2 separate regions of the Homo sapiens genome follow, and region 1 is linked to region 2. A link is a loop called in an ENCODE intact Hi-C map of the cell type or tissue named here. Cell type or tissue: gastrocnemius medialis. All regions are shown on one strand. Each heading gives the region's core, and the rest is flanking DNA. Links, peaks and the distances in the headings are about the cores only. Region 1 overlaps RBM45 (RNA binding motif protein 45). Region 2 overlaps OSBPL6 (oxysterol binding protein like 6).

Evidence for each region. Hi-C counts contacts between places; a loop is a spot of excess contacts. Peaks named below come from ENCODE experiments on the same cell type or tissue, not always from the same donor. Only the 100,000 strongest peaks of a DNase experiment are listed, where the experiment ranks them.
Region 1: a loop joins it to region 2, with 11 times the contacts of the local background. A loop is called at or near these places in 75 of 110 quality-filtered maps.

What each region holds. Positions count from the first base shown.
Region 1 is chr2:178,124,872-178,140,206 of GRCh38, forward strand. It overlaps RBM45 (RNA binding motif protein 45), which reads left to right. Exons shown (of 10, transcript NM_152945.4): 9 at 1,113-1,313; 10 at 4,526-4,785. The coding sequence ends at 1,305. Among named protein-coding and RNA genes, the nearest start is that of RBM45, 20 kb to the left of the region's middle. In gastrocnemius medialis, for the core only: CTCF peaks have their summits at 7,594 (motif pointing right) and 7,794; no DNase peak of the experiment used is centred there; H3K27ac peaks cover 517 bases.
Region 2 is chr2:178,271,047-178,286,381 of GRCh38, forward strand. It overlaps OSBPL6 (oxysterol binding protein like 6), which reads left to right. Exons shown (of 25, transcript NM_032523.4): 2 at 13,881-14,075. Among named protein-coding and RNA genes, the nearest start is that of OSBPL6, 84 kb to the left of the region's middle. RefSeq lists an enhancer at 6,389-6,889. In gastrocnemius medialis, for the core only: a CTCF peak has its summit at 9,432; a DNase peak (open chromatin) is centred at 6,778; H3K4me3 peaks cover 724 bases; H3K27ac peaks cover 5,687 bases.

The DNA of each region.
Region 1 (15,335 bases), core at 3,018-11,017, 150 kb before region 2:
AAGGGTTATGCAGTCGCATTGTGTAAACAATTACTTGATTGTAGGGAAAAATACATAAATGTTTTTTATAATAAAAAAGGGAAGGTTCTTATTTATTTTTGTGTTTTTAACATAACTCCTTTCTTTGCTTTTTCTTTTAGGCCTTTTTCCCATTTGCCTTACAAGAATGTTAGTGAATTTGATAGACAGGAAGCTTGTTAAAGAGCTGCACAAAATATCAGGGACATAATGTGATAGTATATTGAGGCTCAAAAGGAAAAAAATATCAGGATATGGTTCAAGTATTTTGACCTTTATTTAACTGATATATTTAGTTTTCTTCTTGAACCTCCTCTTTGTTCAAGGCAGGAACTGTGCTAAGTACAAGAGACATGTAAACAAAATATTAAATGGACAAGACATTATGATTCTTGTCCTCTTAGAGCTGATCTCATGTAGGAAACAGACAAGTAAACAGAAAATTACAACCCAGGGTGATTGTTGCTGTGATAAGGAATGTGTAAGATACAAAGGAGGAGCAGTTACCTTAGAAACTCTGAGAAGCCTTGAAAGAAGGAAGGTGTATGTGGAGACCTGAAGTATAAAAATAATTTCTCCACAGGTGAAAGCTGGGGGTATGCATGGTTATTTCTGCCATAGAGAATGTAAAAGAAGGGCTGTTAAATAGGGAATTTGAGAGATTGTTAAGGAAGATGAAACTAAAGAGTCCAAGGACAATGTCAGAACGGCTCTAGAGCTATATTAAGGAATTTGTTGTCACCATGGAGGCAATGGGGAGCTGCTGAGGGGACTTTTAGGGAGTAAATGATCATATTTATGTTTTAGAAAGATCACTCAGAAGACAGAGTGAAAAATGGATTGAAGAGGGACAAGCTCAGGGGTAAGGAAACTAGTGAAAAAGGAGTTAGATTAAGGAAAAGATGATGGTCTGAATGAGAAGAGAGATCTGAATGAGAATGAATAGAATTGACTGAGATGTTTAAGATTGACATGAGTTGGATGTTGGATCTGGGGAGAAGGGTGAAAATGGAGTCAAGAATGGACTCCAAATTTTAGACCTGAGCAGTTGTATTTATCAATTTTGGTTGATTATTTTTTTCACTTTGTTTCAGTCGTTTTGGTAACCTGATCGAAGTTTACCTTGTGTCAGGAAAAAATGTGGGGTATGCCAAGTATGCCGATAGAATAAGTGCTAATGATGCCATTGCCACTCTACATGGAAAGATTCTGAATGGGGTGAGACTTAAAGTTATGCTGGCAGATTCGCCAAGAGAAGAATCTAACAAACGGCAAAGAACTTACTGATTCTTGAGGTAAGCCCTTTTTAATCTGAATTTTAAAACATATTGAGTAAATAGTATATGAGGAATATGTGTAAGTACTTTATAAACTTTTCTTTTTAGTGATTTAGAAGTTGTCAGTTAAAAGAGCTTTGCAACTATTTAAACTTTAAAAATTGTTGACATTTACTGAAGAATGTTTTTGCCCTTCTGTAAAATAAAATCACATTTCAATTTAGAAAGATAAATAATTGTTTTTTGTTTGTGAAATCTTCGATTTTAAGAATTCAACTTTTTATTATGTGCTTATATAAACTTTTAAGTTGTCCGGTGCTAGAATAAGGATTGCTTTAAAAAAAAATTGAAATACTTCTAAAGATTTTTAACTTGAAAAATTGGTGTCTTGAGTTATGAATTGAGGTAATTTATAACAGTCGTTTATAAAGATAATGTTTTGACTTCTCTCTAATGAAATGCCTAAAAAGCAATATCAAATAATATATCATTTTTGGACCTTTTGAACCTAAATGTTGGTGTTTTCTGGACTTGTATTTGTGAGTTTGTGCATTAAAACAATACATTCAGAAAATATTCTCGTATGCATATATGTATTTTTTAAGAAAACCTGACAATTTACCAAAAACTCTTTATTGTAAATTTTGATACATACAGCCATATGAATTCCATTTCCTATTTTATTTATTAGTTTTCAAAAATCAAACTACAATTTATTTGACTGTGACAGTGAGTTTATATCTGTGTGGTTTGGGGAAACATTCCTTAAAGTTTGACTTTTTTTTTCCCCCGAGACGTCTCGGTCTGTCACCCAGGCTGGAGTGCAGTGGCGAGATCTCGATTCACTGCAACCTCCACCTCCTGGATACAAGTGATTCTTCTGCCTCAGCTTCCCCAGTAGCTGGGACTACAGGCGCGTACCACCACGCCTGGCTAATTTTTTGTATTTTTAGTAGAGGCGGGGTTTCACCGTGTTTCGATCTCCTGACCTCATGATCCGCCCGCCTCGGCCTCCCAAAGTGCTGGGATTACAGGCATGAGCCACTGCGCCTGGCCTAAAGTTTGGCGGTTTTTATTCTGTAAAATAATTCTGAATTTCAGGGGAAGCCGTTTTCCTGTTCCCACACACTAACTTTCCAAGTCTACTATAGGTCAAATGTAGTAGATGGCAGGCACTTTGAATTCAGTTTGAAGTTACTGGCTTGAAACCTTTATTTTTTTCACTTAAGATTTTCTTTCTGACCAATTGTGTGAGCTAGCACGTATGAGAATGATTCCTGCCAGGCCTCACTGCTGATGACCCTTCCTCTCCTAGAACAGATCACATGATTAGTTCCTCCTTCATAGCTTCATAGAAGGCATTTGACAAGAGAAAGTGCCCATTGGGCCCATAATCCTAATTTTTAAATCTTTTTAAATGTTTTATTAAATGACAAAACCACTCTCATTGTACCATACATTGTTAGCAATTTAACCCTGGATATATTAAATTGGGAGTGGAAAAGAATTAGCAAGCATTTTTTCCTGTTTATGGATAAAATGTTAAGAATGAATTCTGTTTGGAGAAGCTATTCTCTAGCATGCAAAAAATGTGTTTTTTCTAGTCTGTGAATATTTCAATAATAGGAAATAAATAGTTCTTGCTTTTACTCAATAAATCTTTGTTCTTAAAAAGGACAATAATATAGACTTTAGACTTCTCAGTATAGAAAAGTATATAAATTATTCTTGTGGTTGAACCTTTTCTAATGATTATTTACATGTTAAAGAGAATATTGGGCTTAAAATAAAAAGCCATTTAACTGTGACTGGGCTGGTCTCTACGCCCTTTTTTTTTTTTTTTTTTTTTTTTTTTTAAACACAGAATCTTAGTCTGTCACCCAGGCTGGAGTGCAGTGGCCTGATCTCAGCTTACTGCAGCCTCTGCCTCCTGGGCTCAAGCAGTCCTCACAGCTCAGCCTTGCAAGTAGCTGGGACTACAGGCATGTGCCACCATGCCCAGGTAATTTTTTTTGGTAAGACAGGGTTTTGCCGTGTTGCCCAGGCTGGCCTTGAACTCCTAAGCTCAAGTCATCTGCCTTCCTCGGCCTCCCAAAGTGCTGGGATTACAGGCATGAACCACTGCGACTGACCCTCTTTGCCTTTTTGAGGCCCAGTTTTCTCATAGGGCTTTTGAGAGACAATGAGTCAACAAAATGTAAAATGAAAAAAAGGCTTTGCAAGTCTAAACTAAAACTCTTGCATTTGTAGCTTCAGTGAAACCTTTGAGATGTCCTCTTATCTAAAATAATGACATCCAAATGATCAGAAACTAAAAGTATAATGATATAAAACTACCTTGTGGCCAGTTGGTACTGTGAGAACTAAGCTTTATAAATACCACATTTTTCCCTTAAACTCATCCAATTTCCTACATCAGAGGAATTGCATTTTCAGCATGGCTGTTCATAAAAATTTTAATCTATCATTTTTCCCTTTTTTGAACTGTTACGCATATTCAGGGCAGAGATAAAATAGGGTCAGGTTAGTTGAAAATGGCTGTTTGGATAGGATACGATTAGCTACACGGTTTTGAATTTCTTCTAATTGCAGCATGGCTTTTTTTATTTTTGCTGCGGATCTCCTATTTACAATGGACTCCATTATGAGATTCTTCTTCTTTGTTGGTGTATTAAATAAACATATTACCTTATTTTAAGTTTCGATAAAATACTGTGGAAGACTTTGCCAAATTTTATATGATTGTGACAAGTTTTTTGGGGTAGGTGCACTTTTTTGTTTGTTTCTTTAATTTTTAAAAGGCTGCAAACACAGCTCATGAAGGCTGGTTTCTTTTATCTCTGAGGTATGGGCCTGGGATTAAGTGAGTCATGCCTAGGAAATAGAAGCAACTGATCCAAGGATATAACATTGAAAGTAGTTGAATTCTATTTTGAGATGGGTCTGATAACCACAATGTAATTCTCTTTCTATTTGAGGAAAATATAAATTTTAGTATTTCAGAGCATCAGATTTTTTGTTAATTCACAACACTTTCCCTCTAGAAATTCAGCACCTGCATCGCCCTTCTTAGTAAGTTTGGTTTTATTTGGGGGCAGCTATGATTAAGCAGATAACATTGGGTATATTGAAATAAAGGAACAATTCCTAACATTTTAGGAATACTACAACAGCTATTTCCTTTCCTTTCAGGTGATGATTTTCATACTTGTGTTGTGTTCTTTCTACAGAACAAAGACTAAATAATGACATAATCCTCAGCTGACTGACTGAAAATGTGACTGGACGCATTCCCTGTGGACAGTTGACAGCTTTTTTTTTTTCCATATACCTGATAGTCTGTGTACAGCATTGTTTTGTCTGGGAAGCAGGGATTGCTGACATGTATTTTTGAATCCATACATTAATGCTAAAACGAATATAGTAGTTGTTCCTTAGAGCAATATGTTGTTACGTGTAGCAGAAATAAAGTTTTCTTTGCTTAACTAAATCATGACTTATTTATGTGAAAGACAAGAACGGAAAAATTTAATAGACAGTCTTTAGAATTTGACTAAATGACATATGTCATTGATTTTGAGATGCACATCTTTCACATTTTAACACCCCTGAAAGTAGAAGCATCTCAATATCAGTTGTATGGCATAGTGTAATCGACAACCTTATTTTCTTTCTTAATAAAACATGAAAAGGTGCTTTTTTCAATCAATTGCATCTTAGAGTCAATAAAATATGGTAATTGCTACTCAATCTATATATGCAGCTTAACTGTTTACACTTAATCTAAGGACAAAAGACAAAATCATTGGAAATATTTTGTACTGTATTTTTTTTAGTTATACCAAAATGTGTTGGTAATTTTGTGAAGCTCTAAGATTATAAGCCAACAGTGATAAAAAAATTAAAACTTTCTGATAATAAATTTAAATAAATGTCAGTGGCTTTGGGGGGATGGACATTTTTATCTTTATAGAAATAATGGCCACTCCAAAAATATGACATGTAAGGAATTTTCAAAACAGACTACAATAGGAGGTATAGTTATTTTGAAATTAAAGATTAAAATTAGGGCCAGGGGTGGTTGCTCACCACACTTATAATCCTGGCACTTTAGGAGGCCAAGGTGGGAGGATCACTTGAGCCCTAGAGTTCAAGAGGAGACCAGCCTGGGCAACATAGAGGACCCGGTCTCCACAAAACATTATGAAATTAGCCAGGCGTGGTGGTGTGTGCCTGCAGTCCCAGCTACTCAGAAAGCTGAAGCGGAAGGATTGCTTGAGCCTAGGAGACCGAGGCTACCGTGAGCCACAATAGTGCTGCTGCAGCCTGGACAACAGAGCAAGACCCTGTCTCAAAAATAAAAACTAAAACTAAATAAAGATTAAAAATTAGGGATCTATTCTGCTTGTATTTTGAAAACTTTAACAAAAAAAAATTATTAGCTATGACATTGAATTGATATGTATAAAAAAGGTATATCTAAATCAAGCATTTGGCACTTTTTATAAAAAGGTATTATAAATGACATGCATTTGTTAAAACGTAATTATCTCCTCATTATACTTCTCACATTCTGACTCAAACGATGAAAGATTAAATTCAGCAATCTTAATAACTGAGTATCTTATACTTGGACATCTCCATTGGAAAACTAAAATCTTTTCTTTTAAAAGTCAGTGATTTTAGCAAATTTAGAAAAGAAAATTTAGTTGTGCCTTCACAGGCAAAACTGCTGACAAGAATTGGGCCAGGTATCTTTCTGTGAGGCAGAGGATGTATTTTAAAGAGAAAGCAAAGCTGGGTGCAGTGGCGCGACTGTAGTCCCAGCTACTCAGGAGGCTGAGGCGGTAGGAGTGCCAGAGCCCAGGAGTTCGAGGCTGCAGAGTGCTGTTATTGTACCTGTGAATAGCCACTGTCCTCTGTTTCTTTGTTTTTAATTTTTTAAAAGAACAAAGCAATGAAAAACCTAAACAAGGGAAGTTGTGGATTAATTACCAAAAAATAGGTGTGGTTATCCCAAACTCATTTACTGTACACATAGTTCAGTTTTCACAGATTGGAATTAAATTGTTCCTTACAAGTTATTGGGCTCTGCCATGTAACTAATGCTTGAATTATCTCAAAAATATTTCTGCCAGGTGGTTAATCTAAACAGTGTAAAAGTAACAGTTATAGAAAGGAGCTCTCTACCTCCTACCTGAGTCCATTGCATCTTTGGTTAATCTTCACAATTGAGATAAGATCCTATTTCCTACAGTTTTCCCCTATTAGAGTATTTCACTGGGCTTTCTAGGAGAGCTTGAATCTGTCACATGGTAGCTATCATATACCTGGCCAGCCCTCCACATTCTCTGTTCAGATTAAATGATCCCGGTTTCTCCCTTCTACCAGTCAGGCAGCCGGTCCCAGCAAACAGTTGTGGTAAGAGTAAAGTGCCTTATCTAGATGTATTTCTTTGAATCCTAGTATAAATTCTAAAGAGATCATATGATACCTCTCTACCTACAAAACACTTTGCTTTTTCAGTACAACCTGTTGTTTTGTTTTCTTTCCCAATTGCATGTCTCAGTAAACAATGCTTACTTCAGCTTCAGAGTGCATTTCATCTTAATCCTCTCAGTTATTTAGCCTTGGTCCTGTCTTCCTATCTTTTGCAGTTGATCCCTAAAGCTGTATTTTAAAAGCCAGAATTTTAGATTTTTCTTAGAATGAGGAAATTCTAGAACCTAAAAAATTGCATTTATTAATCTAGTTGTTTATGTCTTCACCTTAATGTTTACTTCTCAGATGCACTTTGAGTATAAGAACATAATATATAAATACTTGGATGCCCAGCAAATGTTAGTTATTAAAACTGCCAACACAGTGAAGTTTTATTAGTATATATTTCTTTAAAAATTTTTTTAAATAATAAGCAATACATCTCAATAAACCTCTCAACTATGTGGTTAAAATAAGAAATAACATTTAAAATAAGCCTGATTAAAGCCTTCTTGTAAATTCATTAACTGAGGTCTTGTATGGTAGATTACTGAAAGCAACTGTCAAATTTGCTGCTTCTAAAGCAACATGTTCCAAACTATGTTCCTTGAAATACTAGAAAGAATTTTTCAAAGTTAAATACATTTAGAAAATGTTCAGTACTTTTAGTTTCACAGGTTTCATCTACTGTAGATAAAAAGGTAGTGAAAAATAGCCAGGAAATTATTACTCTAAAATTTTAGCTTTCTCTGAATTTTGTTCTCTCTTAATTGGGATCCTATTCAGTATGAATGAATCCATGGAAAGTAGAAATAAGGGACTTTACCACTAGGTGGTGATAAACATTGGTGATAAAGTGCAGCATTCCAATCTTAATTTAAGGCACTGAGATGGAAATGATGGTGTTTGAAATGCCTAAAACTGCGGTTCTTTTTTGTTTGTTTGTTTGTTTGTTTGTTTGAGACAGAGTTTCACTCTTGTTGCCCAGGCTGGAGTACAATGGTGCGATCTCAGCTCACCGCAACCTCCACCTCCCGGGTTCAAGCGATTCTGCTGCCTCAGCCTTCTGAGCAGCTGGGATTACAGGCACGTGCCACCACACCCAGCTGATTTTGTATTTTTAGTAGAGACAGTTTCTCCATGTTGGTCAGGCTGGTCTCAAACTCCTGACCTCAGGTGACCTGCCCACCTCGGCCTCCCAAAGTGCTGGGATTACAGGCGTGAACCACTGCACCCAGCCAAAACTGTGGTTCTTTAACTTTGGTGTCCACAAGAATCACCATGAGTGTTTGTTTAAAATGTAGGTATACTGGTTCTGCAGGTTTGGGGTGAGTTTTTGAACAAGCTGTGGTTATGATGGGGTGGTCAGTGGCATTCACTTTGGAATATACTGGCCCAAAGAGATTTCATATGTTGGACCTTAGGTTGGACTGTTGTAAAAGTAAGGCATCGAGAAGTTGTTTCCTAGTCTTTTTACCTTGGGCATTTTTTAGAATTAAGCATCTGGTTTTTCCTCAGTTAATATCAGTAAATATGAATTGCATTAAGAAATTGAAGAACACAGTCTCACAAATAACAAATAATAGGCCATCTTTTTTTACTTTAGTGAATATTTTTTGATGTTTGTAAAGGATAGTAATTGTTTATGCCATTCAAAGCTTTTACCTAATATTTTTATTTACATTTATTTTTAAGTGAATTGTCTAAGTAAATTACCAAAGATTGGGGTTCTGAAGAAGTACGTAGGTAAATGTTATTTGTTTTAAATGACAAAGGAGTATGAAGGAGATGTAATTATCATTGTCAAAAAAACTGAAATAGAATAATCAAAAGGGTACAGAAATACCTCTGTGTGTATGTGAGTGTTCTTATAATCGTAAGATGAATCTTCTTGTAAAACGAATGCTTTTTTGATGTACCCAAAAACCTTTTGATTTATAGGTACATTGTAACTTTCAATAGCTTTAATAAATACTAAAGCTAAAAATCAGTGAGGGCAAGAACAAGTGAAATCTATTGCCTTTTCACCTAGAGGTATGCCACACACAGGCTTTGTTCCATATGTGGATGGTAAGCGCTATTAAAAATCAGGGCAGTTATTTTTACATATGATTTCAGTAAAGAGAAAACAAAAATGGTCATCCTTATTAGACAAGAAGTTCCATTTTAATACTTGAATTCTAATAAATGGATTGCATTATTTCCTTTTCTAGAAACAGTAGCTCAAGAACACATGGATCCTGGGAACTGAAGGTATGGTATTGATAGGAGATCAGACAGAAATATTCAGTTAAAATATCAAGTTGTAGTTCATTCATTACAATGGCCATGCTTTGACTTTATTTAAGGTAGAAAAGTCTTGTCCTTAGTAGAAAATGCAGCTCCCACTATACTTTGAGAAAGTTACGAGGCCCTGTGAAAATTTATCTGAGTAATTATCAGAGAAAAAGGGAGTTCTGTGACTGTCATATATGAATTGAAGACAGTATCTGGATGTCAAGGTCCATGTGAGCTAGCTAACCTAGGCTATACCACCGTGGGACTCTTAGAAACTGCCTGTCTGACCAAAATGCTGCAGAAGTGGCAGAAGGAAGGCATCGGAAGACCATTTTTAAACAGTTGTTTGTATATGAGGTACAAAACTCAAGAACTGTGTGAAAAGGCAAGTACCAGTACTGTTTTCTACAGAAACTGGGGGAAATACTGAGCACAGAAGAATAACCAAAGTGCTTCCCACCAATAACTTCTGTGAAACTACGTTCTCTGAATTCTTCTCCAAATTCTTTTCTGATTTTGTAAGTAATGATGTTACAACTAATTTTTTTGCTCATATATTATTAATATTTTCTAGCATTAACAAGACATAGGTAACAGCATTCATTAGCTCAGAGTTTTTAAGGGTTTTGTTTGCTTGCTTGCTCTGTTTTTTTTTGTTGTTTTTTTATGCCAGAAAAAAAATTAAAGTCATCTACTTTAAAGTTATATACTAATTTACTAGAAGTTCTGATATATAAAAATATGTAATTTCATTTTTTTCTCTCTTTGTCAACAAAGCCTATCTGGGCCGGGCGCAGTGGCTGACGCCTGTAATCTCAGCACTGTGGGAGGCTGAGGTGGGCGGATCACTTGAGGTCAGGAGTTTGAGACCAGCCTGGCCAACCTGGTAAATCCCTGTCTCTACTACAAAAAAATTACCCAGGCATGGTGGCAGTCACCTGTAATCCCAGCTACTAAGGAGGCTGAGGCGAGATAATCTCTTGGAGTAATCCCAGCTATGAAGGAGGCTGACGCGGAGGTTGCAGTGAGCCAAGATTTCGCCACTGCACTCCAGCCTGGGCGACAGAGCAAGACTCCATCTCAAAAATAAATTTAAAATAAAACAAAGCCTATCCACTGTGTTGGGTTTTGGCCCTAGGAGATAATTTTTACATTCTTATATCATTGCCCCACTGGCACAAAACTCTTCCTCCCTCTTCTATATTAGTACATTCGTAACTTAATACAAGTGCCAGCGTGACCATTTTGAAGAGGATAGAGAAGAAGATTTTAATCTGTTACTTAAAGGACTGACTTTAGAAACAATCTACAATAGTTGCTGAGAGCACTGGACAGGGGAGCTGCTTTGGCAATATCAAGATTGAGCCAACAGTGGCAAAAAAAGAGTGTACTAGGAAAGATAGCACCTACCTTTGGTTTATCATCACCAACTCCTACCAGGATTCATCTACCATTAGGTACCATCTTGGCTTGTTTATTTCACCAGAAATTCCTAACAGGACTCATCTCCTACTACTTTTAGCCTAAATCTGGGAATCATAGGCAATAGGGAGTCTATACCAGGTACTGTAATGTTGTCCCTACAGTCTTATTTTACTATGATAACTCAAAGGAGGTATTTCACACACAAAAAGAAATCAGAAGTAAATCTCCCTTACATCATCCTTAAAGATTAGCAATGTGCCTGGAATATCCAGCTTCTACTTAATAGCTTTTAGCTATTTGTAGCAGGAATTTATCATGTCTTCTAGATCTTGTTGATATTATTAGCCTTTAGTTCCCCAAAAATGAGTTTCATATGTGGTACCCACATGGCCTTTTTGGGTCTGTTTTCTCATCTAGAAAATAAGAAAGATAATAATTATTAGTGTAAATACAAGCCTCTGCAAACCCTCGTCTCTCAGGATTCTACAGAAACATCCTGGAAAACATTAAGTAGGAAGAAAATTTATATCAATCATAGAAACTTAGGTTAAGGTTAGTGGAAACTAGAAAGAATTTCTACTAAATAGAAATTCAGTAGAATCCCAGTAAGGGGTAGGATTTTAAAAAATGGCTGACTCCAATTCTGCATTGGAACATGCTGTTAATAAAACAAGATGACAGCCCAGTGTGATGGCTCACGCCTGTAATCCCAGCACTTTGGGAGGCCGAGGTGGGCAGATCACGAGGTCAGGAGATCGAGACCATCCTGGTTAACATGGTGAAACCCCTTCTGTACTAAAAATACAAAAAATTAGGCAGGTGTGGTGGCGGGCGCCTGTAGTCCCAGCTACTTGGGAGGCTGAGGCAGGAGAAAGGTGTAAACCCGGGAGGCGGAACTTGCAGTGAGCCGAGATCACGCCACTGCACTCCAGCCTGAGCGACAGAGCGAGACTCCGTCTCAAACAAACAAAAACAAATAAAACAAGATGACACCTTAGCCTCCCATCTTCTGACACTCCTTATTAACTTATGTATGAGAAGGCTATACTGTTAATTTGAGACAGCTATTGAGAGTCTTGTCATAATAGGCTTCTTTCTGCATTCCTTCACTAGTGGCCCTGAAGCTGCACTATGTTGGAGGTTTCCTTGACTAAGAGAACCACATGCGGCATTCAGCTCAGTAGGGGAGTCATAAAAGATCTCGCCTCTGACCAGAAGAGTATGAATGACAAAGGTGACATAACCAGCACAGAAAGATGTCTTAGCCTCTGCACATCAGCTGATTTAGAATACTTATGTAGATAGCGGTTGGGGTCGGGGGGGTGCGGAATGTTCTTTTCAGCTTCTTTGCCCTGAGAACTTTGATCTTATTGCAAGGAAGTCCCTTACCCTCTTCTACCCTAGATCTGATGGACCTCCTGGGATTTCCTGGGGAAATGAAATGAGTCTAACACCTTTGACCACCTGCTGGATATTATATCAGCACTTACTTAAGTAAGCTGTGGAAGAGCTGAAAGCAGTATTCAGAGTCTGACAGTTCTCTGCAATTGGCCTAGATAAACTCATTGTGAAATAAGTAACTAAATGGGCAAAAGATTTGAACAAGCACTTCACAAAAGAAGACCAAGAAGAGGGCAGGGTTTTTTGTTTGGGGAGTTTTATTTAGTTTTGTTTTGGGGTTGTTTTGTTTTGGCAGGGGACAGGAGTAGTGGATAGATTCATTTTGTAAAGAAATATTAAAATATTCTTTTTAATTTGATAGTTAATATAAGCTTAAGAATCTTTTAAAACTCAGAATGTTCAGCCGTATTAGTCATCAATGAACTGCTCATTAAAACTACAATAAGCTACCCTAACAGTGGTATGAACAGCAAGAATTAAAATGTTGACAATACCAAGTACTGGTGACAGTGTGAAGCAACAAGAACTGCTGATGCAAATTGGCTCAACCGCTTGGGAAAATGTTTGACAGTATCTACTAAAGTTGAACATATGTATACCCTCGACTCAGCAATTCCACTTCTAAGCATATATCCAACAAAGATGTGTACATATATGTACCAAAAGACACATACAAAAACATTCTTGGTATTATTCATAGTAGCCCCAAAGTGGAAACAACCCCAATGTCCATGAACAGAATGCATATGACACTCTATAGCAAGGAAATGAGCTAACTTGCTACACTTATAATGATTTGAAGGAATCTCACAAACATAATGTTGAACAAAAGCAACCAGCCAACAAAAGATGTGCTGTAGGATTCCCAGTTACAGAGTTCAAAAACAAGCAAAACATATCTTTGAGCAGAATGGAATGGGGGAGTTCACAAAGGGAGTTATGGTGTGCTGGTGGTCTTGTTTTTCTTGACCAGGATGGGGATAACTGATCGTTTTTGAGCTGTACTCTATGGAGTATGCATTTTTTATTTATCTTATACTTCAATTAAAGTTTTTCTTTCTTAGTGAATAAAGCAAAAATCAGCATGAGGCTGGTGAAACAGACAGTTCTGCAGAATGAGAGAAGAACAATGTCCTGAAGCATTTAGAAAGAAGGACTTTGTTCTTCCAGTGCTTATAGAACAAAAAATATTAGAAAATATCTGCTTTTGCTCCCCCTATGGTGCAGCAGGGTATTATGATGGCAAGAGGGCAGGAAAATAAGAGTGAGAAAAGAAAGGGAGAAGCTAAATTAATATTTGAGTCAGAAATAGTAAATAGTCATAGCACTAAAGAAAATTGAATCCATGATGAACAGTGAATACTGAACTACTTTTCAGAATCCTGTGGGTTCTCATGAGTCCACAAAGCGAAGATGGAGGGAAGTTCCCCCACTTTTTGTTCATTATCCAGATCAGAACTGCTTTCATCAATGTTATATATTGTGCTTTAAAAGCTTTCTTTTAAAGGATTCTCTGCAGCTTAAATAAGTTAGGATGAACAAAAAGCACCAGAGCAAAAGATAAAAAGCACCCTCCGACAAATATAGTAAGAGAAAAGGTGCAGATCAAAAAGGCTGATTACAGAGATTTATCCTTTGACTAATAGATGTTCCCAATAAACAATAACTCGTTTTAATAGAAGAAACATGGTTGATCTAAAAAATTTTAAAAGTCACAAGACTGAAGATCCTCTTCTACACATTTTAAATGCCATCTGGAATGGAGCAATGTCTGTAGTTTTGTAGCCCAAGATTCCTCTACTCATCCAAATTGTAAAGGTAACAGGCATTCTGTGATATACAATGTACTGCTCATTTGCCCTTTCTGGAAAAAAATTAATCACCACACTCCCAAAATGAATCAAAATTAAGAATAAAAGAAGAAGGAAAGAAAGGCCAGTCGGTGAGTATTGAAATCATCACTGAAACTATTAGAATAATGAAGGTAATTGTAAATTTCATTTTTTAAAAAAAGTTTTATTATATGACTTATCTATTCCGAAATTTTTCAGTGGGATTTATAACCCTAGGTTAAGTTAATGAAGGCCAAGAAGGAATGGCAGTTTATTTTTTGGGGGGGATGGAGGTGGGTGAGGGGTAAAATCCTTCTCTTTTGTAAAGAAATATTAAAATTCATTCTTTTTTTACTTTGATAATTAAATGTAAGATTAAGAATCTTTTGAAGTCTGTTAAGGTGCTTAATAATAAAATTAATAACAGAATGTCTCCTCTTCAAATTATTGAACAATACAAAAGTGAAATTGTGTGTATGACAAAAGTAAAAAAAAAAAAAAAGCACGTAAGACCAAAACTGTTTAAACTTTAAATTCTAAAAACAAAATGAAATTATTTCCTTCGTTCAAGAGACTTACCTTTAAATCCAATTCTGTCACACACACTTAACACAAAAAGTATCTCAGAGTACAATTTAAGGAGAAGTTATAAGGCTAAATAACAGAAGCATAGTCACTGACAAAATTACAATTAGTAAAAACAACAGACCCTGACACACGCGGGCTCATATAGGATTAAATTGTGAAATTACAAAGTACTTTATATATACTTGATATATAAAATATATATTTTATATAATATATTTTTATATAATATATTTTAATAATATATATTATATATATACTTTTATATATTACAATGTGAAAGTAAAAAGTACACTTTACAATAGTGTAGGGATTGTGATGGAAACCTTAACATGTTCTGTGAACCATTACAACACAAATCAAATATGGAGAGAAATTATCCACAAGAAATGAAAAATAAAACAAAATTAATATGTATAGGAAAAAAATATATATCTTTTCTCAAATGGTAGTTTACAAATTGATCAGAAAGCAATGCCGAATGACAAAAGCAGCATAGAGGACCCAGAAAGATCTGTTAGCTTTCTGCACATTAGCTGATTTACAGTATTTATTAGCAGGATAAACGAAACACCTCCAACATGTTCTTTCCAGCCTCTCTGTTTGAAATACTTTGGTCTGATTGCAAGGACACCTCTTACTCTCTTCTACCCTAAGCTTAGATCCTATAGGCCGCCTTGGATTCCTGGAGGAATGAAATGGTTCTGACATTCAGTGCTCACCTGCTGTACGTTACTTCAGCATCTGAATGGCCTGTAATAACGGAAAGCAATCCTTAGAGCCTGACAGTTTCCCTGCAGTGCATTTTAAAGGGCAAAAGTTATACGTGGTAATAAAACTTAAAAATTTTAATAATTAAATCACAATCATGTGAAAAATAATTTAGAAGCCTCCTAAACGGTTGTTTTGTCAAAAAGATCCAGTAAAATTGAGTGAAAACAAAATGGCAAATAAAAATTAGAGGATGTGTTTAAAGCTATGCTGAAAGGAAAACTGATAGTCACTATTATTTAGAACATGAAAATGAATGAATTAGACA
Region 2 (15,335 bases), core at 4,432-12,431:
CTTGTGCCCAAAGGAAGCTCTCAATTTCAAGGAAATCATAGTCTACCTTGTTTGCCCTATCCAGTTTTTTTTAAATCAGCCTATGACATCAAATTATATTTCCAGAAGAACAGCTTTGAATTGTAATGGATGGCATTGTTCACTGTCTCGGCATTTTAAAATTTATTTCAATTTTACTGACAATACCATCTATTTAAATACAGGAAGCTTTAGTCATAAGAATGCTAATATGCCTGATTTAGTTGTTAAATTTTGTTGTGCTCTAATGAGCAAACAAGTCACTGTGGAAACCAAATGGAAATCTAGATGAAGAGAGATACAGCAAGAGGCCTAAGAAATGGGGCAGCTTGAAATAATTCCCTCAAAGCAGACTGGGAGACTGAAGAACTGACTCAAAGAGAAATTCGGCTGCTTAACAATGTTTTGTTTTTGCTTAAAAACAAAACAAAACAAAAAAGAGAAATTCAGCCAGGGTTATTCAGTAAAGCTATATATGAAAAATGTTACAGATTATGCAAACCTTAGACTTATTGAGGCTCTATTTTATCATTTCAAAAACTGTATAATTTATGGCAGTGCTACTAACAGTGTTCACCTAATTTATTAATAATTTTTAAACATTATTTTGACCTCGATTTGCATGTGACAAACATGTTTATACTTTAAAGAATATACATAATAGTTATTTTAAAGACTGACTCAATTAAAACACTTAGAATCTCCTGCTCCCTGCCCAAGGATTCAGTTGCCATTCCAGTAATCCAATAGATACTAGAAATGTGATATTCTAGACTGAATGTTCCAGATGTCATTGATATGAAAGCCCTACCAGATAGAGGACCCAACAGAAAATTTCCCATTAGCACAACTTAGTCAAGACAGTTCTGTAAAAGTCTGTTCTTTCATCTGGTTTAGGACTTAGATTGTTCTTTCAGGATTTGAGGCTTAGGGAAATTACTTTTGTCCAAGAGTGAATATCAAAACTCATTTACGTAACAGGTTTTGAACTGAATAGCCAGAGAAATCTCATCTGTGAACACAGGACTGCAGACAGTGGGCAGCTGTCCAGTGGTCTGGCAAGAACTTACTGTTCAGCACAGCCCTGGAGCTTCATGTAAGAGTGAAGTCAGCCTCCACTTGGCGATCCAAAAAGCATTTCAGTTACTGCCAAGTGCCATGTTAGGACTTGTCAACTTCTGCCCAAGTAGTATCAGACTGCTGATGTTTGGATATACTTTTGTTAATCTTTCCCTGTCTTGGCACTTGGGGGTTCTGTTATGTATCAGACTATGTAATTTTTGCATTTTGGTACTTGGATATTTAGTGTTAAAGGCATATTAGAGATGATGATTGAAATGATCACTGTATACGCAGATCTTGAAAGCTCTTGATCCAAGGCCCCAGAGGCAAACAGTATTTTAAGTTTGCAGCAGGGGAAAGACAGGATCAGCTATCTTATGATTTATCTAATTTGGAAGTATATTATCAGTTACCTCAATGGGAAGGAAGCTTTTAATGCACCACCGTTAGTAGCTGTTGGCAGATCACTAGTCGGTAAATGCCCTGGGAGTAGCATTACAATTCTCCTCTCTCAGTTTGCTTCACAAGGAAACAAGTCTCATTGCATATCTTTTTAACTGAAGTCTTTCTTCAGCAAAACTTGTCTGAGTGCAGGTACTTGTCCATTTGGTTTAAATGATCAGTCACTTGAGCTTTAGCACACTTTAGCATCCTTCTTGCATACTGTAGCAAAAAGCATGAGCACCTGCCATGGGCATAAGTGCAAATGGTGCAGGTGGGCTTACAAAGATGGAGCAGTTGTAGACATTGCCCTCAGAGAGCATCCAGTCTTGAAAATAAAAGGCATGTGTTAGTAACTTTGATCAAGATGGGCTGAGGAAATTCCCATAGGTGCTGAGTGAAAGTTATGAAAGTTAAGATCCTGGATAATTCCACTGAGCCACAGAGAATGGCTTCTTGTCATCCAGACAGGGCCTGAAAAGGATGGGATTTAGACTTTGGAGATGTAATGGGGAGACTGTTCTAGGTAGAGGAAATGCACAGAGTGGGTAAAGAGTGAGTATGATTGGGGGAATTGCAAGACGTTTCATTTGCTTGAAGATTTCAAGAAGTATATCCTGGAAGAGGAAGGTGGAAAGTTAGTTGAGGTAAGATCATGAAGGATCTCTAATAGTAGGCTAAGGAATTTCGGCTTTATTCTGTCTTTCTCTAATTTCAGTATTAACTTAAGTATTTTAATATGGCCGGGCTGTGGCACATTCCTGTAGTCCCAACACTTTGGGAGGCCAAGGCAGGTGAATCACTTGAGCTTCACAGTTTGAGACCAGCCTGGACAGCATGGTGAAACCCCATCTCTACAAAAAATAGCCAGGCATGGTGGTGCATGCCTGTATTCCCAGCTACTCGGGAGGCTGAGGTGGGAGGATTGCTTGAGCCTGGGAGGTGGAGGCTGCAGTGAGCTCAGATTGGGCCACTGCACTCCAGCCTGGGTGACAAAGTGATACCCCGTCTCAAAAAAAAAGTAAACAAGTAAATTAAAAGTATTTTAACCTAAGGTCTGATTATTATGCCATTAATAAACAGTAAAGTGATCCTTTTGGCAGTTTGTTGGGGAACAAATACTACTGTTTATACAACTGCAGTATTTATAATATGAGTGAAAATAGCATTTTTTGGCTGACAATTTTAAACAGAGGCAGTTGCAAATACATCGCATAACCATATCACTCAGAGAAAGTCAGCTAAGGCATACAGCATACACTTATTTTGATTTGTCCATAGATTTGCTGATATTGGGATCTACATTTCACAGCTTTTTTCTTGGCCAGGTGGGTGTTGATAATGCCTAATAGCCCATATCTCTGGCAAACAAGACACCAGCTTGTTTGAAAGCTGAGTCATTGAGCTCCTTTATCTTTCTTCCCAATTTCCTACTTAGCATTTTCCCTTTACATTGGGCACGTGGTAAGCAATGAGATGCCCATTGATTTGCTGCCCAGGAAAGAGCAGCTCTGGCTTTTTTCTATTCAAAGTAATTATTTTAGTGTACCTATAGTGTGCCTTGGAAATATTCTGAGCTGATGCTTTTAGTTATTGCAAGCTAGTAAAAGAATTTTATCAGATAGGCTTGCAACACTTTTCAGTTGATAAAAACATTAGTGAAGAGGGCCATCTTTGTTAGTATTCTCTGGCTAACTAACTCAGTTGATTAAAGCTTGAGGCTTATGTGGGCGAGGTCAATTTTTTTTTTTTTTTGCTCTGTGATTATCTCTTGCAAACTTGAGTCTTGGCTTTCAATAAATAATTATGATAATAGCAAGCACTTATGTAGTCTTAAGTGCTATATATAAATAAACTAATAAATAAACTGTACATAATAAACTAATTTAATCCTCAGAATAATCCCAAAAGGCAGGTACTGTTACTCTCTCCATCTTCACAGATCATGGAACAGAAGCTATGTAACTTGCCCAAGGTCACATTACTGGCAATTGACTGAGCCAGGGTTTGAACCTAGGCTGTTAGGCCTCCGGTCTTTACCATTGATCTCATTCAAATCCAGGGACACCAGTAAGGGTGTCCCTAGATTTAATTAAGTAAACACAATGTATGTCTACATATTTATAACTATGTATTCTCTATAAGGTGAAACTTTGAATTTAAGAAATTTCAAACCAATATTACAATATCCAGACACCAAAAATATATTTACATCTCTTTTGTTGTCCACTCAACAGTATGTTTCAGATATAGGAGTGTGACTAGGATGCAACTTAAACTTCAGATTGTACCCTGCTGAGCAGTTTAAAAATTGTCCTCTAGGACCATGATTTTTTTTTTTTAAATGAAAGACACAGAAATTTTTGTATCCAATTTCAGACACTTTCCAGAGTCTCTGAAGCGCACTCCTAGGTCCACAGATCTTTTCCCCAAGCAATAGAGAGTAATTGAGCAACAGGATAACATGATCAAATCTATGTTTTAAGAAAGATAACTCCGATGACAATGAAAGATGGCCTGGAGGAGATAATGACTGGGAGTAGAGAAATGAAATGGTAATGGAAAAATAACTATTTTCTAGCATGAAGTAAGGATATAGAGTGATGTCACTAACTAAGGAAATATAAGGAAAGGAAAAGGGGCAAGGGCAGAAAGATAATGGTGCTGGGCACAGTGGCTTTCGCCTGTAATCCCAGCACTTTGGGAGGCTGAGGCGGGTGGATCACTTGAAGTCAGGAGTTTGAGGTTAGCCTGGCCAACATAGTGAAACCCCGTCTCTACTAAAACTACAAAAATTAGCCGGGCATGGTGATGGGCGCCTGTAATCCCAACTACTCACAAGGCAGAGGCAGGAGAATCTCTTGAACCCGGAAGCCGGAGGTTGCAGTGAGCCAAGATTGCACCACTGTACTCCAGCCTGAGAGTGAGACTCTGTCTCAAAAATAATAATGATAATAATAATAATAATGGGTTTGATTTTTGAACACACTGAGTTTCAGGTGCCCTTGATATATTGCAATGGAATCGACAGTAGGAAATTGGAAATGCAATCTGGAAAAGAGGTCAGCATTGAGGAGACGGATTGAGTAGTCTCCAGCAAATGGTAGGTTTAAGGCCTCAAAGCGAGACAAGGTCACTCAGGAGAAGCCAAACGGAGAAAAAAAAGAGGGAAAAAAAAAAAGAGGAACCAGTAAAGCTGACTTGGGGAGAAGAGACTTGGGGAAGCAGCAGCAGCAGCAGAACATTTGAGCACTTCCGTATGCCTGGACTGTTATGAACACTTTACATGCATTAATTTGCTTAATCCTCAGGCAATTCAGTGAAAGAGCTACTTTTTCCAGATGAGGAACCCGAGGCACAGAGAAGTAAAATAATTTTCACAAGGTCACAGAGCTAGTAAGTCACTTTCAATGGTAAATTAGCAGTAGCATTGTTAAGCAAATGTAATTGAGTTAAGATAGTTTTTTAACTCTTTTAAAGATTTAAATATAGATTAGTAAGCTTTGATGATAGGATTTTCTACTTTCCCCCTAGTGTATCAAGTAAATATATTACGATCATCATAATTCATGAGGGAAATATGATCTGAGACTTTCATAAATTTACCAATCCCCTAGGCCTCTCTCATGCAAATATTCTGTCAAGATTCATGCATTTCTTAAATATTTTTATATGATAGTTTAAGCTTTCCCTGAAGTTTTCTCTCAGTGAGAATTTGGGCATTGGTTGGAATATCCCCTGAAATGATTTCGTGAGTCACATTTTTAAATATTTCTACTTAGAATATTTAAATATTCTAAATGGTTTTTTTTTTTTTTTTTTTGAGACGGAGTCTCGCTCTGTCGCCCAGGCTAGAGTGCAGTGGCATGATCTTGGCTCACTGCAACCTCTGCCTGCCGGGTTCAAGTGATTCTCCTGCCTCAGCCTCCCAAGTAGCTGGGATTACAGGTATGCACCACCACACCCAGCTAATTTTTGTATTTTTAGTAGAGACAAGGTTTCACCATGTTGCCCAGGCTGGTCTCGAACTCCTGACCTCAAGTGATCCATCCACGTCGGCCTCCCAAAGTGCTGGGATTACAGGCTTAAGCCACCACTCCTGGCCTTTACATTCTTCTTTATAAGTTTCCCTGAACTTCTCTTTGTCTCCGTGAATCCATTGCTTCCTCAGAACTTCTTCATTTTGTTTTCCCTTTTATTACTCCACTAGAAGAGTTTTTTTTTTTTTTTGAGCCCATTTTCTCACAATAATTTTTTAAATCACTTCATCAGAGTTATGTGCATTGAGGAGCAAGAACAATGAAACCATATCAAGCCACCACAGCTGGATTCTCTGCTAGGCAGGAGTCAGCAAACTGCAGTAGGTGCCCACCACTTTTTTATAAGTAAGGTTTTGCTGGAACACAGCCATGTTTATTTGTTTATATATTGTCTGTGGCTCCTTTCCTGGCACAGCAGCAGAGCTGAGTAGTTTCATCAAGGGATTGCACAAAATCTAAAATATTCACTGATCTGGACCTTTACAGAAAGTTTGCTAACTCTTTCTTTAGAGCATACTCCTTTCAGAAGATTAGGATGTGTCCTAAGCATGTTTATAGTGTTTTAGAATTAATGGAGTTATTAATTTTTATGCAATTTTATTCAACTGAATAATAGAACTATTGAGTGGTTTCTGTAATATTTATTCTTTGGATTTCACACAGATGTTGTCAAGGGAATAATAAAATTGCAGATTCCTTTAAATAGCCTCTACTCAGAATTCTTAGCTGTATGATCAGTCATCTGAATTTTTGTCAGCATTAACAATACTCTTTAATTTGGGGGAAAAAAATCTTTGAATGGTTAATAAATGTCAAGTCCTCCCTGTGCTTGGCTTTTGAATTTTGAAGAAAGAAAACACTTTCCCTACCCTCAGAGAAATATTGTCAATTAGATCTAAGTTATATGCAAACAAAAAAATCTGAAAAAATTGGCTAAATGGTAGAACTGTGATAGACTGAGAAAATTATGTTTGTCTTGAGCAAATTAGTTTATTAGGGTATATAGTTTATTAGCATTTATAAATAAAATATCTTGTTATACTTTGATCATGTTTCTGAAAAATCATGAATGTTTTGTTTCTCACTGATTATTTTGCTAAGGCAAGAAACACGTGAGGCTGTCTAGGTTCACCTTCTGTCCTGTCCACTGTTAGTTCTTGGTTTGTCCCCTCCTGTTTCCACTCTCCCAGGTTGCTTCATCCTCCCATCTGATCTCTGAGGTTCTCTCTTGTCTTTTTCCTCCCGTTTGTTCTGCGGCTAGATCCCCCTCCATGAAGTATGATCACGTGGCTCTCCTGTTCTGAACTTCGCTCCTGTTCTTTACAGCCCACACAGTGAAATTCAATCTCTCACCAGCATTTGAGACCTTCCACGCTGTTTCAAACCTTTTCTCTGGCTTCCCCTGCTCTACTCTCCTCCTTTGTCCCCTAAGCTCTGAGCTCTGAACTACAGACTACACTTTCCCGTCTCTTGATTTTCATATACTTTTCTCACTGTTTGAAATGTCCTTTATTCATCCCTGCATGCCCATTTTCTGCCTGATCTACTCATCTTTCAAATGCCTCCTCTTTTGAGGAACTTCTTCTGATCTGATTCCCACCCAGCCCACAAACGCCAAGCTAGAATTATTTTCATGCCATCAATATTCATAGTACATATTTTGCTTTTGTAACTTAAAAAGATTACTCACATACCTTTTCCTGTTATCTAGGGCTTTGAGCCCTCTAAATTTCTTAAGGGCAAGAGCCTGGTTTTTGTTGATTGTTACATTTCTAGATCCTCTTTAGAGTCTGGTTTTGATGTTTATATATAATAACTACATAATTGACTTACTGTTGTGGATTAATCAATCAATACTTAGTGGTGGATATGAAAACTCTGATATGTTATTTCAGCTTGTGAATTTTAACTTCTTTGATATGTAGTAACATTAATGAGATAAGATACTTTTCTGAGGTTAAATGTCTTTTGCTCTTTACTTATTAACAAGAAAGCCACAGTAGTTACTAGGTAACAATGACTGAAATTTGTATATTTCATCTTCAGGAAGTTACCCCAGCACAACCTGTTTCCATTAAACCTATTGGATTGTGGCACTTAAACTATATTCTCCAGAGACTTAGATACCCTCAGTGAACTTGAAACTTTCATAGGTAGGAAAAGAAAAATCAATTTCTTGTCTAAACATTGCTGCCAGTGGAAAAAAGCAAAATGATTATCTTTTCACTAATGAAGTTAGTGGTGACAATAGGCAAAGTAAGCAAGATAATAAAAAAAGGTGTTGTACTGTGTATTGTGCTACAGATTTCTAGAAAAGCAATTTAGAATGTTGAACCCTAAATTAAGACCAATCCTTCTTTGTAGAAATGGTGTGAGCATTGAAATAAAACCATGGCCCACATATGTGAGAAAATGATCAAAAGTGTCTCATTTCTTGTTTTTGGTATGAAATAGACTTTGCTATCTAGATTACATAGATAACTCTTCTGGTTGTCTTTATTATTTTAGGAATTCTTTATTATTGTACAGAGTGCTGGGGTTTGCTTAATCTTGTCTCCATTTTGCATTATATGCATTTACCTAGTAGCTACATGGGACAATCTAATCTTTGGTAGACTACATCTTGGTTTCTGATGGGCTTGAATAAGAAAGGAGAGGAATGTGCGGGGAATGCACTAGACAAGAACATGTGGGCAAAACCCAGGCTGTTGGGAGGATTAGTCACATAGCTTAAAGGAAAATTCTGTTGCAAAGATAATGGATCATTTGCTTCCTGAATGAGCCATTCAGAAGGAACCATTGCCAAGTCACTAAACTCTTCTGAATGAGATTTTCCAGAGACGCCCACTGGCTAGTACTGGTTAGTGTGGGAAATTTTGTTTAAATCAACCTTTTCAACCTTTACAACTTTTGCTCATTAATGATTTAGAAAGATAATGTTAGCATCCTTTTTGATCTACAGAGGATATGTTTAAATAGAACATGATTCCTATTGTGAATGTGTTTCAGTTAAAACCAGATGTGCTGTACGAAAACGCATGTGTGTGCACGCGTGTGCATGCACACACACGCATGCACGCCAATTTTGGTTATACTTTTTGAAAGAACCAATCTTCCTATCTCTGAGTATATTTCTTAACTGGGGTATTTCTTAGTGTGGCTTTAAGGATTAATCTTCAATGTACTTTGTCACAAGCAGTAATCAGGCTTGAACTTTATACACTTATCACCTTTGGACTTCTGCCCTGCATGCAGTTTATGTGCAAGGTAAAACAAGACCCAGTGAAATTTCTTAATTAAAATGAGGTTGGGACAGGTGCGGTGGCTCACACCTGGAATCCCAGCACTTTGGGAGGCCGAGGCGAGTGGATCACGAAGTCAAGAGATCTAGACAATCCTGGCCAACATGGTGAAACTCTGCCTCTACTAAAAATACAAAAATTAGCTGGGCATGGTGGCGCACACCTGTAGTCCCAGCTACTCGGGAGGCTGAGGCAGGATAATTGCTTGAACCTGGGAGGTGGAGGTTGCAGTGAGCTGAGATGGCACCACTGTACTCCAGCCTGGCAATAGAGTGAGATCTGTCTCAAAAAAATTTAAAAAAAATAAAATTAAATAAAATGAGGTTGAATTGCCACTTAGTGAACTCTGGCTTTCTAAAATAATATATGTCACCTAGAAATTTGGAATGTGAATGTGACTATATAAACCTGTATGTCCTAATCAAGCTTTTGAAGCTGAATTAAGACAAATGTTTCTAATATTTTTGGCTTGAGTAACTATCAGAGATGATTGGTTATAACTGAACCATGTGTTAATAGTGTGGTGGTAATTTTTAACTCAGAGTACTCAGTCCCCCTGGAGGTTATAGCGGGTACTACACTTCATCTTGGTTGTCTTTTTGAAGGTTGTACAGAATATTCGCATGAACATTAATTATGGTTGCAGAACAAGCCAAAACCTCTGTTCTTTGACATTTCATATGCATTGTGTGAAAATATACACTTTCGTGCATTTAATAGCAAAATAGACAATAATAGATTAGTTTCTTACAGAATACATGTAAGTCAAAACCTTGTAAATTTCTATTTTAAACTCTAACACACAGTGTCAGAGTTAACAATTGTGTGCAGGCCTGCATAAATGTCTTCTTTTGAGAAGTGTCTATTCATATCCTTTGCCCAATTTTTAATGGGGTTGTTTGTTTGTTTCTTGTAAATTCGTTTAAGTTCCTTGTAGACTCTGGTTATTAGACCTTTGTCAGAGATGGATAGATTGCAAAAATTTTCTCCCAGTGTGTAGGTTGTCTGTTTGCTCTGGTAGTTTCTTTTTCTGTGCAGAAACTCTTTAGTTTAATTAGATGTCATTTGTCAATTTTTGCTTTTGTTGCAATTGCTTTTGACTTTTTTTTTTTTTTTTTCTTTTGAGATGGAGTCTTACTCTGTTGCCCAGGTTGGAGTGCAATGGCATGATCTAGGCTCATTGAAACCTCTGCCTCCCAGGTTCAAGCAATTCTGTCTCAGCCTCCCGAATAGCTGGGATTACAGGCATGCGCCACCACACCTGGCTAATTTTTGTATTTTTTAGTAGAGACAGGGTTTTCCCACGTTGGCCAGTCTGATCTCAAATGCTTGACCTCAGGTGATCCGCCTGCCTCGGCCTCCCAAAGTGCTGGGATTACAGGTGTGAGCCACCGTGCCCGGCCGCTTTTGACGTTTTCCTCATGAAATCTTTGCCTTGCCTATGTCCTGAATGGTATTGCCTAGACTTTCTTCTAGGGTTTTTATAGTTTTAGGTTTTACATTTAAGTCTTTAATCTGCCTTGAGTTAATTTTTGTATAAGGTGTAAGGAAGGGGTCCAGTTTCAGTTTTCTGCATATGGCTAGCCAGTTCTCCCAGCATCATTTATTAAATAGGGAATCCTTTCCCCATTGCTTGTTTTTGTCACGTTTGTCAGAGATCCCATAGTTGTTGACGTGCAGTCTTATTTTCTATGCTGTCCCATTGGTCTATGTGTCTGTATTTGATCATGTCCTTTGCAGGGACATGGACAGAGGTAGAAGCCATTATCCTCAGCAAACTAACACAGGAACAGAAAACTAAACACTGCATGTTCTCACTTATAAGTGGGAGCTGAACAATGAGAACGCATGGACACAGGGAGGGGAACAACACACACTGGGGTCTGTGGTGAGGGGGGTGGTGGGTGGGAGAGCATCAGGAGAAATAGCTAATGCATGTGGGGCTTCATACCTAGGTGACGGGTTGATAGGTGCAGCAAACCACCGTGGCACACATTTACCTGTGTAACAAACATGTACATCCTGCACATGTACCCCAGAACTTAAAAGGAAAAAAATTGTTTGCACAGAATTAAGGTCCGGTCCCTGCTTCCCGGAGTACACACAGTCTGGTATAGGAGACACAGTTCACACATAAAACTGTAAGACCAGGACAGCCTGACACAAATAGAACTGACCAAAAGTACTGAGCAGCTTCTTCTTCCTAACTGGAAAGATCAGTGAAGGAGTTGGGAGTTGCAGTTTTGTGCTGGATTTTGAAGGCTGTATTGGCAAAGACTATGGCGAAAGAAGAAGGAAGTAGATGGATGCTCCTTGGGCTAAGGTTTTATTTACATAGGCAGGTAGCCAAGGACACACACACACAGCATATGTGATGCGATGGGAGAGGGCGGAGGAATTCCTTAGATATGGTTAGTGAGATTCAACTTGTCTTATCCCTCCCCTCTGCTGCTGCTTAGTGGAGGAAACAGCGGGAAGGAAAGGAAGCCTTAATCTTACCCCCTTGGTCCTCTCTTCTGGTTTACCTTCCCACTTGTTATTTTAGAATGGTAAGAACTTGTGGAGAATCAGACTAGGACAGAGGAACGGGGGTGAATGAGCAAAAAGAGCTGCAGGATAGCACAGGGGACTCTTTAGCTTGCCTTTTCTTTTTCCTCTTTATCAGTGTCTTCTCTGTTTCCAAAGCTTGACAGAGTTCATCATAGGAAGGAGGAAGGAAGAGATGGCTAAGGGAGTTTCTGCTTTTTGTTTTTTGTTTTTAGACAGAGTTTCGCTCTTGTTGCCCAGGCTGGACTGCAATGGCATGATCTCAGCTCACTTCAATTTCTACCTCCCGGTTTCAAGCGATTCTCCTGCCTCAGCCTCCTAAGTAGCTGGGATTATAGGTGCCTGCCACCATGCCCAGCTAATTTTTTGTATTTTTAGTAGAGATGGGGTTTCACCATGTTGGCCAAGCTGGTCTCGATCTCCTGACCTCAGGTGATTCACCCACCTTGGCTTCCCAAAGTGCTGGGATTACAGGTGTGAGCCACTGCGCCTGGCCTGCTAGGGGAGTTTCTATAGCTGACAATTCATATTCCATCTGCCTGTAATTAAATGAGATTAAAGAGCATAGACTGAGTAGTGTGCAGAAAATAAAAAGATGCAATGCTGAGCATACAAAAAGAATTCTGATGGATCTTAGCCTTAGTATTCAAGGTCATCATCATAATCAACAATTAAATTTTACTCAGGACTTACAAGGTACACGGAATCGTCTTACAACACAGTAGAATTTTTTTTAAAAATGTTATTTAAAGAAGTGGAAGGGGAGTTAGAACAAAAACTTTTGCAGAAAGATGGTACTTAAGGGGGCAATCATGGCATTGGATGCTGGCCAAACATAAATCTTCTGCAGTTTCAGTAAGTTGTAGCCTTAGAATATGTATGTATGTATACATGTGCTTGTGTGTGCATTTTTCCCATTCTCAATAAGTAAAAAAAAAAAAGGAAAACTAAAACAGAGTGAAAGGATAGGCTTGAAAAAGTCAAACCCAGGGAGTGATTTTTAAAGCTGGCTTGTGAATAAAGGAGCCTGCTAGAGAGGTTTATGGCTGGAAGGATAAAAACGTCTGTCATGTTTCAGGATCAGAGAGTAACTTCTTTGGATTACTTGTCACATTTTTCTCTTATCTTATGATGAATTTATTCTCTTGTAAAAATACTGTGTTTTGGTCCATTTGTGTTGTCATAAAGGAATACCTGAGGGTGGGTAATTTGTAAAGAAAAGAGGTTTATTTGGCTCATGGTTCTGCAGGCTGTATAAGAAGCACGGTGCTAGCATCTGCTTCTGGTGAGGGCCTCAGGCTGCTTCCATTCGTGGCAGAAGATGAAGGAGAGCTGTTATGCAGAGATCACATGGTGACAGAGGAAGCAAGAGAGAGAGAGAAAAGGAGTCCCAGGTTCTTTTTCAGCAATCAGTTCTTGTGGGATATAAAAGTGAGAATTCACCCCTCAGAATGGTACCAAGCTATTCATGTGGGATCCGCTCCTGTGACCCAGACACCTCCCACCAGGCCTCACCTTCACCACCGGGGATCATATTTCAACATGAGACTTGGTGAGGCCAAATTATATCCAAACCATAGCATACTGTTTCTTTGCTTTCTGAGAAATTATGTCAAGTTAAAAACTATATTCTTTTATAGTATGTATAGAGTCTGTTCTTCTTGCTAGAGGATTGTTCTAGGAGTTTGGCTACAGTTCTCTTCTACAGCAAATTAGAGACTGTTCATGCGTTTTTTTCAGGGCATTAGAGATTGTACATCTATGTGCATGTATGATGAAACCACTTCATACTTACTATTTTTAAAAACTCTATTGGGCCAGGCATGGTGGCTCAGCCTGTAATCCCAGCCCTTTGGGAGGCCGAGGCAGGCAGATCATCCAAGGTCAGGAGTTCGAGACCAGCCTGGCCAACATGGTGAAACTCCATCTCTACTAAAAATAAAAAAATTAGCTGGGCATGATGGCGTGTGCCTGTAATCCCAGCTACTCAGGAGGCTGAGGCAGGAGAATCACTTGAACCCAGGAGGCAGAGGTTGCAGTGAGCCGAGATCACACCATTGCACTCCACCCTGGGCATTGCAGCGAGACTCTGTCTCAAAACAAAACAAACAAACAAAAAAGCCCTGTTGAGGTTTATATTTAATTGGAGGGCTAAATGTGGTCCTGGAGAATATATTTTGTCCCCTTTTAGGAAATATTTGCTATATCACTTGAGAGTTTTCATACTCCAAGCTCTGGGTGAGATGTAAATTATGAATGTTACTGATTACTGAGAAGGTCAGTGGTTACGTCTTTGAGGTTACATAAAACTGAACAAAGGAGATAAAAAGCTGAGGCATGTACCCATATGAACTTCCTGTTCAAAAGATAAATTGGGAGGAATTTTCTGATTGGCCATAGGCAGTCCCCGTGAGAGGCTCACGAAAGTTTTGTAAAGATGTACTATATGACTGTAATCTCTCTTTTTCAGGTTCTGCCACTTGCTGGGAAAACAGCAACAGAAGGATATTAAGGAGCCACCCCTATAATTTACCCAGATAGCCCCAGCAAGGTCAAAGACATATCATGTCCCAAGGAGAAAAGCTGCAGGCATCTGAGGATAAATCACTGTGAAACAGCTTTGACCATAAAGCTGACTTGGAAGACTTTGACTCCAAGGTGCAAGGTGAGTTAGAAGAACACAAGCTTAAAACCAAAAGCAGGGTTAGGTTAGGCAGCGCTTAATAATAGCAACAGATTAGTGGGACACCACAAAGTCACAGGAAGGTGTTTCTTTATATCTCTTATTTGTATGTCAGATCTTAAAATAATATGTCATAATCCTTATAATAAAAAGTTCTTTTTTTTTTAAGGATAGGAAGTAGAAAAATGTGAAAATATTTGGTAACCATTTTCTGTTTTCTGTATGTAGTCTGGCATCATGTGGAAATATGATACTGCTTTTCCCTTCTTGAGCAATGAACGTGCAGACCTAAACCTTAAAATAGCCAAAATGTTATCCTTGCTTTCTTTATACACATATCCACAAACCCACATTTGACTACAGGTACACATTCTTAAAATGCATCCAGTTTTTATAATCTTCCATAGTAAACAATGAGACAGTCAACTTTTCTTTTTGCTCATGAGACTGAAATGGCTGTGGTACTAGCAATACTTTTTGTGGTATCCTTGTCATCTTTGATATTTGTGGTTATTATTTTAGAGCCGCTTTATATAACTATTTGATATCTTAGGCCTACTGAGTTTGTGGTCTTCACCACTTAGCTGCACCCTCCCAGTTATCCAAAGCTTTCTATTTCTTCAAGGTCAGCCATCCCCAGGGTGGAAGTTTGTGGCATTAATCGTCTTCGGGAGCTTTTTACAAGCTGCACATCCTCTGCTCAAACCTTATTTGCCAGGGGCACAGGGATGGTGGTGGTAGTGGTGATGACAATTCAGACATATATGATTTGGGAAAGTTTCTTTTGTATCCTGATGCCATTCCCGCCCTTTCCTAGCGTGGACTGGTTCCTCTTGGTAGAGCAGAAACCAAGGCTCAGTAATTTAGTGTAATCATTGTTATATTAGAAGCTTTCTGTTTATTACTGTATTGTTTAAAAGCGCATTTTAGATTAGAGCTTGCAAAGTAGCCCACAGGCCAAATTTTTTGCTAACATTTTTTAACCTGTAAAAATTTTCTTTTTATAAGAAAATTAATTGCCAACATTTGAAAATCTGGAAACTTCACATAAAAATCAGATAGATCAGATATCTGGTTTCTCTTGGAAGATTAAAAATCTGGTCTTGTTACTATCCTAGTAACTGTACTTTGCTAGTATTTTGCATTCCCTAAATATTTAACCAAACCAATCTTACAGATTATGGCACCTGCCTGGGACACGTAGGCTTTTGAGTTCAAGAGTCCTGCTTTAAGCATCAATTT